Regions from separate parts of the Homo sapiens genome. Here region 2 is linked to region 1. A link is an interaction called in ENCODE POLR2A ChIA-PET data of the cell type or tissue named here. Cell type or tissue: endothelial cell of umbilical vein. All regions are shown on one strand. Each heading gives the region's core, and the rest is flanking DNA. Links, peaks and the distances in the headings are about the cores only. Region 1 has its middle 9.5 kb from the start of MIR1302-1. Region 2 overlaps RPH3A (rabphilin 3A).

Region 1 (5,383 bases), core at 314-5,313:
GATAAGTACTAGGTGGTTTTAGCAAGCACAGCCACCTCCTGAATACCAACTAAGCTGCCTGTATGTCTGGAAAAGTTTGGAGGACAAAAGTTGCCATCAGATGCAGATAAGCTGGCTCAGTTTCAGTGTTATTTTGTATTTGTTTCCCTTTCCACTTTATAGACATAAACTACATGAAGACTCTCTTAGGTTTTAAAATATTCCAGGAAACTAACATCATCGCCTCTTCCCACTCCCCACTTCTTTGCCCATACTTCCCCTTCTGGTCCTATGTCAAGGCTGAAGAAAATAGCCAGATGTTGAGACTTGCAACAAATTCTCTTTGAGTTAATTATGGTCAGAGCCCAGTATTAGGAGCTGGGATGAGAGATTTGCCCAGGAGATCAGGAGTTATTCACAAAGCACTTTTGCCTGGATGGTCTGGTTTGATTATCACTAGGGAAACTGAGGCAGGTACAATGGCCTGCCTCATAGATGAAGACATTGATGCTCAGGGAGATTAAGTGGCTTGCCCAAGCCCACATGGGTGCTAGGGAACAGGTCTCCAGCCTTCATGCTCTTTGCCCTGTGCTGTGCAGCCATAGACTAGAGTGAAGGAATGGCTGTAACTGAGGAGTAAAGAAGAGTGACTGAAGAGAAGAGGGAAGAGCTGGACCAAGGGTCTGGGCCCCACTTGTAGGAGCCTTTGCTAAACTCTCTGCAAGGAGCCCCCCAAAAATGTTCTGCTGGTCAAGTGAGACACATGCCATTAGTGGAGATTCGGAGTTCTTCTTAGCATATTAAAGGACCTGACACGTCAAACTGATAAAGAAACTGGTCAAATTTTTGTATTAGGTTAATTCAACAGTGATGGCTTAGCACGGTGTGGTGGATTGAAGATCACTGCCTTAATTCTACCCCCTTCCCTGTAACATTCCCTTTCCCATCTAGTTTTGAGGGACTTGTCCACTCTGATGCTAGGCTGGGCCACATGACTTGCTCTAGCCAACAGAATGACTAGGAAGCAAGGATGTGCCAGTTCTGAGCCTGTATCTCAAGAGGATGAGGAAGCAGGGATGTGCCAGTTCTGAGACTGTTTTTCAAGAGGACTTGTGTGTTTCCACATGTTCTTTTGCACCTTTGCCATTGCCTTGAGGACATGCTTGGGGTAGTTGTTGGTCCAAGAAAGATGAGAGACAGGTGGAGTTGAGTCCAACCTGGATCAACCAACTCCCAGTGGAGTCAGATGTGTGAATAATAAACTTTTATTATTTGTGGGTTTGTTACACAGCATATTGTGGCTATAAATGATACAGAGGATGAAATAATGAAAAGGTTTTATTTATTCTCCACCATTCTTCCAGCTGAGCATTGTAAAATAGACTTTCCCATCCTTAGTCAGATTCCCCAACTTTTAGGCTAATTTAAGTCATTAAAAGTCCATTCTAGTATAGAACTGCAGTACTGAAGCCATCCTCATGAAGTTAACAAAAATTTTGGACAGAAATATAGTCATAATTCAGCATTAATCAGGCTGCACTTTGACCCACTTCCTTGTAACAGAAAGTAACATAGCACTAGATAAGGCTTTTATTTAAGAATTGCTTAAGCAGATCCTGAATTCCAGTGGAAATGCTGACACAAATCAGCTTACAAACCTCCACAGAGGAGCTGAATCAGCAATGGGAATACAGTTTCTTTATCTCCCTGTCTCACGACTTCACCCTGCATTCTTTGACCAATCCATGATCTCCACATCTGCCCACCCCAAAACCTTTAAAAACCCTAGCCCCAAACTCCTTAGGGAGACAGATTTGAGGTTTCCTCCTGTGTCTTCATTCAGCCGCCCTACTATTAAACCTCATTCTCTGCTGCAACCTGGTTTCTTGGCATATTGACTTGCCATGTGCCTTGGGCAATGAACCTATTACAATTATAACCTCAAATTGAATTTAAATCTCATCTTCTTCTCCTCCCAGATCAGACTTGAGCTACAGCTTCAACTGTTTGGAGTTGAAGGGAAAGGCATACAGTTTGCAGTGAGACACCCCTCTTTTCACTCCATTTCCTCCTATCTTTTCTCTTCTTCTTCTTCTTTTTTTTTTTTTTGAGACCGAGTTTCACTCTGTTGCCCAGGCTGGAGTGCAGTGGCATGATCTCAACTCACTGCAACCTCCACCTCCCAGGTTCAAGCAATTCTCATGCCTCAGCCTCCTGAGTACCTGGGACTACAGGCGTAAGCCGTCACACCTGGATAATTTTTGTATTTTTTAGTAGAGATGGGGTTTCACCATGTTGGGCAGGCTGGTCTCGAACTCCTGACCTCAGGTGATCCGCCCACCTCAGCCTCCCAAAATGCTGGGATTACAGGCATCAGCCACTGCGCTCAGCACCTCCATCTTTTCAAGGTGCAGATCTATGGTGCTGGGTGATGGAGAGACAGAGGGAAGGTGGCCCTTTGCTCAAAGGTTCAGTTGTGTGCTGATGGCCACAGCTGGTAGTGTGGTCTCTGAGTAGGTGGTGTGAGTGGTTTCCTTGAGGGTGGGGTTCCACTTCTCCCTGGACCCATATATCTAAGAAACTGGGAAAGCAATGCGGCTACCATCATCTCTTTCTTCCCAGAGATCCTACCCCAAGGTGCCTTCCAGTCCTGCTGATGGGGGATGCTCACCTCCTGCGATCCTGGGCCAACAGGAAGAGACCCAGTGCACATCCTGTTATTATGCTTTGTTTTGACCAACATTTCAAAAATTTATTTGGCTAAGAATCTCTTTAATATTCTGACTTTGGGAGAGTACACTGCTAATGGATTCCTGGGGAGCTTGGGCATAGTGGAGATTTAATAACCTACTCATTATATGCAGTAGATTGTTACACAAATTTTGCAATAATTATATCTTTTAAATGGGTCGTGCTAACAATCTGGAGATTAAGAACCATAAAAATGAGACTGGCTGAATTGAATGCAGTAGAGACCCAAAGTAATCGCGCTTTAAATTAGGTAGTTTGCTTCTGTCTCAAATAAAAGTTCAATCTGGTATGGAGGCTCTATGTGGTGAAACTATCTTTTCATTTCTGTTATCTTACCATGGGAGTTCTTCTTGATCTCAGGGTACAACATGGCTCACCACCATGTCCATATGCCAGCCAGTTAAAAGGGAGAAAAAGGAAAAGGTAGGGATCTGCTCCTTCTCTTTAAGGGCATGGCTCAGAGATTGCATGTGTCCTTTGTGCTAGCATCCTGTTGACTGGAATCAGTCACCTAGTCATACTTGGCTGCAAGGGAGTCTGGGAAATGTAGTCTTTATCCCAGATTGCCTTGTGTCCAGCTATAAATTCTATTTTTATGGAACAAAGAGGAGAAGATATTGGGAAACAGACAACTAGAAATTCTTGCCACCTACTCAGAGTAACTCTACTCCTTAAAAGGTATTCTAAGGAAATTCAGAAGAAGGAAAAATAATTTGTGCAAGGAGGTTTATAGTTCAATGGTACAATAAACACTATTCTTAATAAAGTTTTGTTTGTGTCCACTGCAGTGATAATTATGAAGGTAATTTAGACCCATGGAAAATTGTGTGGAAAAAAGTAGAATACAATTTCATGCACAAGGAAATTAAGATCCTTTAAAAATTAATTTTTTTAATCGAAATTTTTAAATTTTAAATGTTTTGGCATATTGACTTGTTTAATATGTTTAAATGTTTAAATTTTAAATGTTTTAAATTTAAACTTTTTTTAATTGAAATTGAGATTGGGTCTTACATCTCAGGCTTATATTTTGAGAGGTAATATTTCTTCCTTAACTGCTGTTTTAAAATCTAAGTGTATCAACAGCATGTTAAAATTTAAAGAGGTGACTGTGTCCATCCATTCATCCACCACTCCATTCATCCACCCATCTGTTTTCTAGTTCAATTATTCAATGGCTATGACTTGAGACTCTATTAGGTGCTGGGAATATGATGGATGTGGTTCCTGATTTCATGGAGCTTCTAGTTTGTTGGGAGAAACAGACCCAAACAAATAAATGTATGCATTTCCTGACAGTTGCATAGTGCTATGAAAGACAAGTATAGGATAAAATGACAAAAGATACCATGGAGACTAGAGCAGACACTTTTGGTGCCTCTCCCATATCCCCTTGGCACTAACCATTTTATTATGTGCCGACAGCATGCAACTAATTGTAAAGAACTTTATCTTGATTGTCACATATGATTCAGGCAGAAGTTCTTTGGAGTCAATGTCCCCAGGAAAGGCCCTCAACCAATGACAGATGAGAATTAGAGTATAAATACCCCAGCTTCTCAACTCTTCAGGTGGGATAACTCTGAGACATGTTTTCTCCCTGCCCCAGAACTCCTCAGTGCAATGAAGCCCCAGTCGCCCACACAGAACAGGTTCAAGGATGCACTCTTCAATGTCTTCCTTCTATTCTCTTCTCCTTTTCTCTCCCTACTGATGCTTGCTGGGATCACTTTCCAAACAAACTGCTTGAACTTACATTTCATTCTCCTGCCCTGCTTCTGGAGAAACCCTGCCCCAAATCAGGCACTTCAACAAATGAGAATGGCTTTAGGAAGTGGTTTTTACACAGAGCCTTGAATAACGCATAGAGGTTTAGCTAGGTGAAGATGGTGGATGGGTGGTCCTGACCGAGTGTCTCACTCAAGATTCTTGTTTGCAAGTAACAGAAAAGAAATCTGTTTTTCTTAAGCCAGGGATGGGAGAACTGAATGGCCCCAAATAATAACTTTGAAATGCTCAATTTTATATAGAGAGATAGGGTTTGGAGTCTGGAAGATGTCCTCTCATACTGACATTTGAGCAGAAACAGACTTAAGCTTACTCCTGCACAGGTGTAGAGGCCTTCTAGTGAGCACACAACTTACAGAGGACAAGCTTGTAGTCTGACGAGTCCCTTGATTTGGGGAAGCTGCAACACCTGGTTTCTCCGGGGAAGCCAGAGGATCCCAACAAGCCGTGACCTACATTGTTGATTCTCTGCAAGGGCTTTGTACCCCAAGAGGCAGTGGAGTGGGCAGGGGTTTTTAAACAGTGCTTCTTGCCACACTGAGGGTTTCTTTCAGCTTTCTCAGAATGGGGCCATGTAAGAGGTAAGCTGCAAATGCTCAGAGTTTCATTGTGAGATGCTTGAAGAGAGTCTTTTGATGCTAAAAAAATCATTTGAAAATGAGCTTACCTGGCTGGAATCCTATATTTGTCACTCATTAGCTGTGTGGCCCTAGGTAAGTTAATTAGCCTCTCCAAACTGCTTTATCTTCCTCCTGTCCCTTCTCCTCCTCGACCATCACCATCCACATCATTACCTAAACATTGACTATGATAATTGGTTTAGATACATTCTGCCATTGACTTCTCACACCAACCCCTTTAGTTA
Region 2 (5,383 bases), core at 292-5,291, 130 kb after region 1:
AAATCATCACAGTAATCAAGATAATGGACATATCCATCCATTGCCAAAACTTCTTTGTTACCCTTTATAGTTCCTCCTTCTTACCCCTCCCTCTCCCCACCCATCCCTAAGTCATCACTATTTAGCAATAAATTTGTTTGCATTTTCTGGAATTTCATATAAATGGAATCATCCAGTGTGTACCCTTTTTACAAGGGAGCTGTCTGTCTTTCACTCAGTGTAATTATTTTGAGATCCAATCATATTGTTTTGTATATCAATAGTTTGTTTCTTTTAATTTCTGAATATTATTCCATTATGTGAATATGCCACAGTTCATTTACTCATTTATCCGTTGATGGACCATGGGTTTGGGCTAGTACAAATAAAACTTTGTATAGACACATACTTTCATTTCTTTGGGGTAATTACCTAAGAGTGGAGTGTTTCAGTCACATGGTGGATGCCGGTTTAACTTTTAAGAAACTGTCAAACTGTTTTTCAAGTTTACTGTATCATTTAAAATTTCCACCAGAAGTAGATGAGAGTTCCAGCTTCCCTACCACCTCAGCAGCACTTGGTATGATCAGTCTTCTTAATTTTAACCTTCTTGATGTGTGTATAGTGGTATTTCATTGTGGTTTTAATTTGCATTTCCCTAATAATTAATGATGTTAGACATACTAATATAAAATTTTTTCATTCGTGTAACTTTTTGTTGAAGTATCTTTTCAAATCTTTTGTCCATTTTTAAAATCAGGTAATTCATCTTCTTGTTATTAAGTTTTACAAGTTTTCTTATGTTATAGATAAAATCCCTTGTGGATATACATGTTACAAATACTCTCTCCAAGTCTGTTACTTTCCTTTTCCATAACAGAGTCTTTTGAAGAGAAAAAGTTTTTATTTTAATTCAATCTATTTGGTTTATTTGTTTAGAAAGGGAGAGGGATCTTGGAGAATTTCCTTACTTTCTAGAAATCCCAGAGCTGCATTTTTTTTAAAGTTTGCTTTAATTTTTCTAGGATCTAATTTTATATTGGTGAAGGGTCTTTCTGAATATTTAGTCCACCCATATACTCCACAGCAAATGTCTCATGTCTGTTTACTACTTCTTCTATCTAATACCTCCTCCAGTTCTACAAGTTTTACAGTTTTGAAGACACTATTGAACTCTGTTCGTTTCCTTTTTTCATAGGAAATTGCTAGTTTCCAAAGCCCTTTTCATGATGTCTTCTTGCAGCCAAACTTATTTTACAGAGAATATTTCCTCAGCCAAAAAGTGTGTCTCTGTAAGATAAACAGTTGCCTGAAGGGTGGATGGGGTAAAATATTTATTTTATTTAAGAAATGTCAGTTAATTAAAATTCCATCCATCAGAGTTTACTTTAGTCGATATGAAGCCAAACAATTTGCCTTACAATTAAATTAAAATTATCCAAACAGTCTGGACGCCATTTCATTAAAGTGTTCCTCGGCTCCCATGAAACATCTTGGCATTCTGAATGCATCTGGCTGCTTGATTGCTGCTGCCTCTTCTTCAGATATTAAAATTATTTTCCAATAAATGCTAATGGGTGAATTACAGTCATCACACATGCTATCTAGTCTGCTGCAGTGGTGGTGAACTAATGCAGACACTTATAATGTCTTTCTCCAGTAAATTAACAAATCTAGTCATAATTAACTGCTGGCTAGCTAGATACGCTTCCTGCTTTTGTTATTTTCAAATGTCTTTCTCTCTCACCCTCCTTAAATTTAATGATCATGTTTGAAACCAACAACAGGGGAATTTGAGAGAAATGAATGCGTTTTCTTCTTGCTTGGTTAGGGCAATGGTTCAGTTTTCATGTTAAGAATACATGGGGAGAAATGCTGGTCTTTGACAGTTGATACTTCTATCTAGCATTTAAGTCTGCAAGCCAGAGAGTGCCAGACATGGAAGGAGGAAACTGAGGCACAAAGAGATGATATGACCTGCTTTTGGTTGCTTGCCTCATAATCGGAGATGCTGGTCTCCGGTCTAGAGTGGAAGAACTTGCCTCCCCAAACTGGGGAACTACAAGGTCTACTGTTCAGGGCCGATTGCTCTACCTAGTATGGTCCTTGTCCCCCAGTGTTTGAAATAACAGAAAGCAAGAATGATGATGGCCATGAGATCATTCAGTGATTCCTTTTTAGTGCCCTTAAACCATTATTCAAATACATACACAATCAGCTCAGTTAATTAATAAGCCAAACTGGCTGGTCAATTTAATCAAAGATGTGAATTTCATAATGCTATGTTGAAGCAGCCTTGTGTTAGATATGCTGAAATAAGGTAATAATGGCTGAAACAAAATGGAAGTAGGTCATCATAATTCAAGCTACGTGAGTGTTGCATCCAGACAGTGTAGATATTGTTATGATTTCTTACCTAACTTTATTCATTTTTTCTTTCTCTCCTTTCTCTGCCTTCCTTCAGTGATAAAGAACAGTGAGTATTTTATAACACTTATTTATTTATTTTTTACAAACTGTATTTTATCTCTTTCTCTGATCAAGGTGGCTTTCCCCTAAAGAGAGATGGTTAAAAAAGGAACTAGCAAATTTTAAACATTTTTTTAAAAAGCTAAGTTAAAAAAAACACCCACACCCATCTTAGGAAAAAATATTTATAAAATTAAAAAAAAAACTCATACCAAACTTGATAAAAGGATGGAAGATATTTCTTAGCCCTCAATTCTTGTTAGTGATTTGTAGGATTTCAGCAAGTTTATTGGCCACTCAGTGCCCTTGTTTCTGCAGCATTTTGCTGGAGAACACTGTTCTGCGATAAGGAAAATGTTAACTCTAATAACTGCTACCATGAATAAAAGATGACGATGAACAGGGCAGGGCTCTGGATTGTTATGTGCTGTACATTTGGTCTTTGTTGCCTCATCAGAGGTCATCCTGATTTCCCAGCAAAACACCTTTGAAGCAGAGGCCCTATCTTTTCTCACAACTTTTGTGTTTTTAATTGGATTCATTTCCTAAATATGCATGACAGATTGGATGACGGGTCCAATAAATGAGCAACCAGACTGCAAAGCAGCCCCATCTTCAGTTGCGTGCACACATTCAGAAACTATGGAAAGTCATTTTTACCTCTCTCCCCGCAATCATGGGACTCTGGGACTCACGGTCCCTGTGGCCTGGGACACAGCCCTTCAACTCCTTGAGCCTTGGTTATCTTGTTTGTAAAATAGGCACAATAACCCTGCCCCTCCCTCCTCACTGGCTGGTGGTGGGATCGAATGAGATGTTTGCAGGAAAGCTTTATCAACTGTAAAGCTTAACCAAACAAAGTTAGATGAAGGTGTGAATTACAGCCTTGCCTTACCCTTATGTTTATATAGGACTCTTGCACAACTTTTTCAGCTTTTTTTTTGGAGAAAAATAACATTATCAGGCCCAGAATGCTCTAAAGATTTAGTTAACACAGCTAATACTTAGCCAGGAGACCCAGGAAAATTCTTCTCCCTGCCCTGTGCCTCAGTTTCTCCATCTGTCAGGTGAGAGCTTTGAACAAGCTGCCTTGTAAAGACTATTTGAATGCTCTACAAGCTCTGTTTTTGGCTGGCAAGACCCTGGACAGGCAAGATCTGCTTTCTATGAAATCATGAATATATTATTCAGACATGCTGGAGAGAGATGCTGAGTCATTGTCAGATGACAAATATGAACATCACCAGAGAGAAGTTCATGACTCCAAAAGGTCTCAGGGTTCTTAGAGGCTTCATGAATGCTGCAGGTTGAAAGGTAGCATGTTCATCCTCTTCCCCTCTGTCCTTCATCCCCAGGCTCCTCCCCTCCTTCCCTCCCTCCTTCCCCCCTCCCTCCCTCCTTTCCTCCCTCCCTTCCTCCCTCCCTTCCTCTATTAATAAACACTTACCCCAAGTACCTACTAAATACCAAGCACCATGCTAAGCACCAGGGACACAGTTAGCCAAGTATAAAGATATGTCTAGTGGAGTCTACAAACAAATAAAGGGCCAGTCACCAACAAATACACTCTAGTATGTGCAGAGCTATAATCATAGAATCAGAGTGAACTGTGGAGCACAAAGACAGTCACCTAGCTCAGACCTGAGGGTGATGATGGAGAGCTTCCTGGAAGAAGTGATGTGTAAGCTGAGACCAGGAGAGGGAGGAGCACTACGTGGAGGAGACAGAGGAGTTCCCAGTGGGGGACACGGCATCTGCCAAGCCCAACTGTGAGAGAGAACATGGGATTTTATAAGAACAGAATGGAATTCAGTCTGGCTAAAAAGATTAACAGGACCCCCAGGTCCCGTTGGCATTCTGAGGATGTGGGGGACCCACAGCATCCCTTCTGCACTCCCATTAGTCTGGTTGGGGTAAATTTCATCCAAAGGGGCCTTTATACCAGCTGGGCATGGGCAAAAGGTTCTGTGGTGTGGCTGCCCCTCCTTTTCTTCAGGATTCATTAAAATCCCATTCACTGTGCTATAAAGAGACTTCCTGCAGACACCTGCCCATGTTGGCATCCAAGGGGAAGGGAGGGGGAGAAGAAGAAAGAAAAGAAAAAGGATTAATTTTCTGCACACCTCTGCTGTTGAATGCTTCAGAGCCTTCATGCCCCGACAGCATTTCCATCATCCCACTCCTTTAGGGAGTTATAATTTATTAATAGAGACATCTGGCGAGTATTTATTATGTGACTGTTGTGTGCATGCAATGAAGAATCAAGGTGGGAGGCAGGAAAGATATGGAAGGCTGTCCTTTGCCTTCCATTTTGCCCTGTTTGTATTTCAGGGGGAAACATCTATGAGGGCTTCTACCTGGAGTCTGGGCTAATTTCCTTTTGTCTCGGGGTCCACCAATGCTGGCCTTGGTGGGTGGCTTCATTCTGACCCCTCATGGTGCACCAGAGCAGGTGCCTTCAGGTAGCAGATGAAGCACATTGAGAAGGCCGGGGCCGGTTTCTCAAGTCCTGGACCATCCTCTCTCCAGTCATGATTCTTGGCAATTCCCTTTCTCCTTGTGAGTCTCAGGCATCTGGGAAAATGAGCAGGTTACCACAGTGGTCTTTAGACTTTTTCTTACCAGTGAAAGTCTTTCTTTGAATAATACTTTATTCAGAAGCTAAATCTTTGAGGCAGATAAGAGTGGAGCTGGATAAAGACCTTTAGTGGCTGAAAGCATTAAAAATATCATGGTAAACATTATACAACTGGAATTTAACATAATGCTAAACTGTAAAATAAGGGTAGGAAGTCTAACAAGTTTCACTCTTTTTTTTCTTTTTTTTTGCCATGGTGAATAATGTATCAACTTTCGCTGTGTAACAAACCATCTTAAAACTCAGTGACTTAGAACAGTTACTTGTTCTCAGGGATCTGGGCTTGGTGAGTGGCTC

Evidence for each region. Peaks named below come from ENCODE experiments on the same cell type or tissue, not always from the same donor. Only the 100,000 strongest peaks of a DNase experiment are listed, where the experiment ranks them.
Region 2: POLR2A ChIA-PET joins it to region 1 with 5 read pairs; 2 of 35 experiments call an interaction of 5 or more read pairs at or near these places.

Annotation. Positions count from the first base shown.
Region 1 is chr12:112,702,019-112,707,401 of GRCh38, forward strand. It overlaps a transcript of RPH3A not described here. Among named protein-coding and RNA genes, the nearest start is that of MIR1302-1, 9.5 kb to the left of the region's middle. In endothelial cell of umbilical vein, for the core only: no CTCF peak of the experiment used is centred there; no DNase peak of the experiment used is centred there.
Region 2 is chr12:112,834,048-112,839,430 of GRCh38, forward strand. It overlaps RPH3A (rabphilin 3A), which reads left to right. Exons shown (of 22, transcript NM_001143854.2): 4 at 2,444-2,455. Among named protein-coding and RNA genes, the nearest start is that of RPH3A, 45 kb to the left of the region's middle. In endothelial cell of umbilical vein, for the core only: no CTCF peak of the experiment used is centred there; no DNase peak of the experiment used is centred there; H3K27ac peaks cover 2,584 bases.